Regions from separate parts of the Homo sapiens genome. Here region 1 is linked to region 2. The links are chromatin contacts, found by Hi-C in ENCODE. All regions are on one chromosome and are shown on one strand. Each heading gives the region's core, a stretch centred on a gene start or an enhancer-like site at or near the end of the contact. The rest is flanking DNA. Distances are from core to core; before and after follow the strand shown.

Region 1 (2,842 bases), core at 85-2,584, 670 kb after region 2:
CCACAGCCTCCTGAGTAGCTGGGATTACAGGCATGCGCCACCATGCCCAGCTAATTTTTCTATTTTTAGTAGAGACATGATTTCACCATGTTGGCCAGGCTGGTCTCGAACTCCTGACTCAAATGATCCCCCTGCCTCAGCCTCCCAAAGTGCTGGGACTACAGGCATGAGCCACTGTGCCTGACCTTACAGCAGTATTTTTTAAAAATCAAAATTAATGCAAAAATCCATGATGAGGCCAGGCTTGGTGGCTCATGCCTGTAATTCCAGCACTTTGGGAGGATCCCTTGAGCCCAGGTGTTTGAGACCAGTTTGGGTAACATAGGAAGAGCTTGTCTCTACAAACAAAAATTTAAAAACAATGAGCTGGGCATGGAACTCACACCTCTAGCCCCAGCTACTCAGGCTGAAGTGGGAGGATGGCTTGAGCCCAGGAGTTCAAGGATGCAGTGTGCTTTGATTGCACTACTGCACTTCACCCTAAGCAACAGAGTGAGACCCCATCTCTTTAAAAAAAAAAAAAAATCCATGATGAACAAAACAAGTATTTGTTTGAGACGGGGTCTCGCTCTGTCGCCCAGGCTGGAGTACAGTGGTGCCATCTCAGCTCACTGCAACCTCCGCCTTCTGGGTTCAAGCGACTCTCCTGCCTCAGCCTCCCGAGTAGCTGGGATTACAGGAGCCTGGCACTATGCCTGGCTAATTTTTGTATTTTTATTGGAGACACCATGTTAGTCGTGGCTGGTCTCCAACTCCTGACCTCGGGTGATCCGCGCCCCGCGGCCTCCGAAAGTGCTGGGATTACAAGCGTGAGCCACCGTGCCCGGCCTAAATAAAATTTTGAAGAGGCTAGAACCCCGCACTTGTGCCTTGAGCTTACTGACCTCAACACCCTGGTTCCACTAAAACTTTATTTACAAAATTATGCTGCCGGTCTGCAGGATGTAGTTTAACAATTTGATTATTTTGGATATTAAAATATTTTTTAAGTCTTGAAAATATTGTTTACTATTACCAAAGTTTTTGAACCTTCTTAAATTCTGTACCAGAGGTGAGTGCCACACCCTAACCTAGTCTGAGTTTTTATGTGTAAAGATCATAAAACGTTGTAAGTTTTCTAAAACACATAAGCTCTCAATAAACGTTAGCTTATCATTGTCACCGTTTTGTTCGTAATGTTTGAAAACTCCAACTGTGATCCACTACACTACCCTTGTGGGATGCTGTCTCTTTAACTCTGTGCCACGTTGTATCCCGTGAGTTCTTGCGTTTTTCCGCCCCGCTGTATCCCATGGTTCCCTGTGCCTTCCGGCTACGACTGCTCACAGTCCCGCCTCTTCCGCTGCGTGCCGGACCATGGCGCAGGGGCAGCGCAAGTTTCAGGCGCACAAACCCGCAAAGAGTAAGACGGCAGCGGCAGCCTCTGAAAAGAATCGGGGCCCAAGAAAAGGCGGTAAGGAGCGGCCCGGGGACTTGGGGGCGAGGTGGACCCCCGGCTTCCCGGCCTCACGTGAGCACATCTTTCCCCAGGTCGTGTTATCGCTCCCAAGAAGGCGCGCGTCGTGCAGCAGCAAAAGCTCAAGAAGGTGTGCGGGGGCGAGAGATGGAGCCCGGAGGGCGGCGAGTAGCGAGGGGTGGAACCCGGAGGACGGCGAGGGGGGATGGGTGGAGCCCGGGGATCAGTGAGGGGAGAGGGTGGATCCTGGGGACGAGCTAGGAGCGAGGGGATAGAGCCAGGGGCCGCGTTAGGAGCGAAGGATGGAGCCCGGGGCGCAGAGAGGGGTAAGAGGTGGAAGCTGGCGAGGGATAGGGGCTGGGGGACGTGCTAGGGACGAGAGATGAAATCTGGAGGCCGGCGAGGGAAGGAGCACAGGGATCGGCAAAGGGCAAGGGATGAGGCCTGGAGGACTCCCAGCTCTGTGGGCCTCCCTTTTCTTCCTTGTGCAAGGGGTGCAGGAACACCACTTACCACTTCAAAAGGGCCTCGTAGAAGCAAGACCTGCGGCCCAAAAAGGGTTCCAATAACGTCAGCCTCTTGCTGTTACTGTTTTCTTTAATTGAACTCAGGAAGACAGCGAGGTGACATGGGAAGGGAATTGAAAGCCCAGCTTTGTAAACCTAGAACAGCAGAGGGCTCAAAGAAGTGTGAGGGTGCGTTGGTTATCGTCATTTTTTTTTGAGTCAGGGTCTCACTGTTGCCCAGGCTGGAGTGCAGTGGCCCCATTATAGCTCACTGCAGCCTCAGCCTCCTGGACTTAGGCAATCTTTCCGTCTCAGCCTCTCGAGTAGGTAGAATTGCAGGTGCTCGCCAATACGCGGCTAATTTTATTTTTTTTGTATTTTTGGTAGAGACAGGTTTCACTATGCTGCTCGGGCTGGTCTTGAACTCCTGGCCTCAAGGCATCCTCCCGCCTCTGCCTCCCAAAATGCTGGGATTACAGGCGTGAGCCACCCTATGGTTGTTTTTAAGTGCAACATTTATATGTAGATGGGTAAGGTTGAGCTTGTAAAGAAGTTGGAAGGAGATTTAAAACTGGTTTTGGTGGGAGTCAAACCTGGGTTTGAATTGTACTCCACAGTAAACAGCCCTGTGATCTTGAGCAAATTGTTTCGTCACCCCAGAGTGTCGGTTTTCTCAGAACTGGGTACCCACTGGCCCGCTTACCTCCGTGGAGTGGGGAATCTCATGGTCACCTTGCACTCAGCATGTCCAAAACCAAATTCCTGATCCTCCCTTCCCATTCTGCCCTCCTCCCCCTGTGATCACTTCCTTCCAGATGCCATAGGTCATCCTTGAATCCCTCCTTTCTCTCACATCCCGGTCTCATCCCATTTGTTTTGT
Region 2 (2,888 bases), core at 134-2,633:
GAGCAAATATTCCTTCTTCCAGAATTCCCTCACCTCTGCAGCCTGGAGAGGGAACAAGACAGGGAGCCCCTAACTGATCCTGGGATCCCCAGAAACCCCAAGATTAACCCTGTTATCCTCAGATCTAAAGATCCAACCCAGAGACTCCTCATTAACTCATTGATGCCATGTGAGCTTGGAATCCCTCCAAGATGGACTCTGACCCTTCACGGAAGGCCCCCAGCCCCCACCCAGGCTGACCCTCTGCACCTCAAGAATGACCCTGCGGTTCTTCCCATTGCTGTCCCTGAAAGTGCTCCATAATTGCTTGAGTGACCCCCACTCCCACTGCAAACATCCCCCATAGCAACCCTGTGACCCCACTACTGACACTATGACCTCAAATGCTGACCCTAGACCCCCAAACACTGACCCCACTGCCCAGTCCAGTCCAGTCATGCCCCAACCCTCCCTCTGGCTTGGAAGCCCCCATCCTCATCAGCATCCACGCTTTTTAAAATTTGTTTATTTTTTTAGAGACAGGGTCTCCCTCTGTTGTCCAGGCTGGAGTGCAGTGGTGCAATCATAGTGCACTGCAGCCTCAAATTCCTGGGCTCGAGCCATCCTCCTGTCTCAGCCTCCTGAGTAGCTGAGAGTACAGGCATGTGCCACCATGCCCGGCTAATTTAAAAAAAAAAATTTTTTTTGTAGAGGCAGGTTCTCACTCTGTTGTCCAGGGTGGTCTGGAACTCCTGGGCTCAAGTGATCCTCCTGCCTCAGCCTCCCAAAGTGCTGGGATTACAGGCATGCACCACAATGCCCCGCGATCATCCACAGTTTTGCATACTGTTTTGACATCCCTGTTTGCTCTTGGTTCCAGAGTCCAGGATGTCCCAGCAAGGTGTGAGACTGTTGGCCCCTCTGCCCTGTCTTCCTCAGCTAGGCCCTGGGGAAGCAGGCCTGGCCCCTCACTAGTGGGTCCCTGCTGGTGAATGAATGAATGAAGGAATGAACAAAGGAATGCAGGCTGGGTCCCAGGCCCGGGATCCTCCACCTTTAGGCCCGCTCCCCTCTTACCCCAGCACTGTTCTTGCAGCCTGGTGAGTGCCCTGGCTCTGTCCCGTCAGGGCTGGCAGTCTGGGCCAGGGTGTGGTTTCCAGCGTCAGGCCAGGCTCTGCTGTCTCGCGAGGGTCCGGCCTCAATGCTCCAGGCCCCGGCGTTGGGCCGCGCCTCCTCGTGGGCCTCGGAAGGCCAGGATAGCCGAGGTCTCCGCGTAGGTCCCCCCCAGGGAAAGTGAGCGGCTCCCGGGCCGGCCCGCCTTCTCCCCGCCCCCGGCGGCCCGGTTTCCTCCCTCTCACCCCTGGCGGCGCAGCGGCCGGAGGATGCTGGCCCAGTGCAGATAAGGGCCAGGCTGCCTGGCCGCGCCTGATAAGGAGCCTGGCTGACCCCGGAGGAAACCAGCGGGCGGGGACCTAGCAGCGCGGGCCTCCCGGCCCCGCCCCCAGCCGGCGCTGGCAGGACTCGGTCCGCCACCCCTCAGGGCTTCGCCTTCCGCTCCCCCAGCCACTGTAGGGACCCCGGGCCTCTGGGGACCCGGGCCCCAGGGCAGCCGGGGAGGGAGGTGCCTGGATGCACGCAGGGGGTAAACTGAGGCAGGGAAGCTGCCTCCTCTTATGTCCGAGTCTGCCCTTTGGCTTTGCACACTCCCTGCCCGAATGTCTGTGCTGATGGGGGTGAGGGAGAGCCCTTTCCGGCCCGTTGGGGCCGCGTGACCCTGGGCCCCCACCTCCTCTCCTCACCCAGCCTGGTTCCTCTTTTTACAGAGGCCCTTCCCTCCTCTCCACCACCCCTACCCGGGAGTGGGGCACCCAAAGGGGAACAGTTCTAACAGTCTGGCCTTGGGTGTCCAGCCTGGGCAGGTGTCCCAAGCCCTCAGCACAGTATCCACACATTTCCAAGCCCAGGAGGGTGAGAGGAAGAGCCATGGCTGTCAGGGGTGGGGTGGGGAAGTTGGATTTCCTAGGGTGCTGGGGCTGGTGTGACCTTCCAGTAGATGCCCAACAGGTCCCCACAACTATAGGCCTCTTGGCTACAGGATCACATAACTCCAACTTGGTGGTCCATGGCCCTCACCCCACAGCACCCGGCCCCTTCATGGGGGGCAGTTATCCTGGCTTGGTGGTAAACCTCAAGACCCTACTGGAGCCTCCCACAGGGAGAGGCTCTGGGCACAGCCAGGCAGCAGCAGCTACCAGACTGCCACCCACTTGTGATACTCATGCTTTGGCCCGTCTGTGTATCTGGGCAACTGCAAGAGCCCCCAGGCAGGCAGGCACCCAGCAGCAGGACTACCAACCCCCCCCCCCCCCCGCCCAGGAATGGGGTGGAGCCCAGGACCCCACGATCAACACCTCCATTGCTTTCCTCCAAAGAAGCAGGAACTAAAGTTTTATGCAGTAAAGGCCGGGCTTGGTGGCTCATGCCTGTCATCCCAGCACTTTGGGAGGCTGAGGCTGGCGGATTGCTTGGGCTCATGAGTTTGAGACCAGCCTGGGAAACATGGCAAAACCCCATCTCTACAAAAAATACAAAAATTAGCTGGTTGTGGTGGTGCGTGCCTGTAGTCCCTGCTACTCTGGAGGCTGAGGTGGGAGGATGGCGTGAGCCTGGGAGGTGGAGGCTGCAGTGAGCCAATATTGCGCCACTGCACTCCAGCCTGGGCCACACACCTAGACCTTGCCTCAAAAAAAAAAAAAAAAAAAAAAAAATTAAGCGCTAACTCTGATATCGCTACAAGGAGGGTCCTAAGATTAGCCTCATTACAGATGGGGATGAAGGGAGCAGGAGCCAGAGAGGGGATCCTGCCCCAGGACTCTTCGTTAACGTTACTAAACCCCACTCTGGAGGGC

What was found. Hi-C counts contacts between places; a loop is a spot of excess contacts on that map. Pooled maps may share reads with other maps.
Region 1: a loop to region 2 is called in a pooled map, with 3 times the contacts of the local background. The contact joins the promoter of C19orf53 here to the promoter of LYL1 in region 2. A Hi-C loop is called at or near these places in 1 of 168 maps with a recorded cell type or tissue (CD4-positive, alpha-beta T cell), 1 of 37 single-sample maps with no recorded cell type and 5 of 50 pooled maps.

Annotation. Positions count from the first base shown.
Region 1 is chr19:13,773,122-13,775,963 of GRCh38, forward strand. It overlaps C19orf53 (chromosome 19 open reading frame 53), which reads left to right and starts at 1,335. Exons shown (of 3, transcript NM_014047.3): 1 at 1,335-1,453; 2 at 1,531-1,586. The coding sequence starts at 1,357. It overlaps MRI1 (methylthioribose-1-phosphate isomerase 1), which reads left to right. Exons shown (of 6, transcript NM_001031727.4): 6 at 1-1,161. RefSeq lists enhancers at 1,026-1,095, 1,166-1,365, 1,342-1,871, 1,872-2,400.
Region 2 is chr19:13,101,475-13,104,362 of GRCh38, forward strand. It overlaps LYL1 (LYL1 basic helix-loop-helix family member), which reads right to left and starts at 1,384. Exons shown (of 4, transcript NM_005583.5): 1 at 1,057-1,384. RefSeq lists cis regulatory regions at 1,137-2,057, 2,857-2,888, a silencer at 1,157-1,766 and enhancers at 2,847-2,888, 2,861-2,888.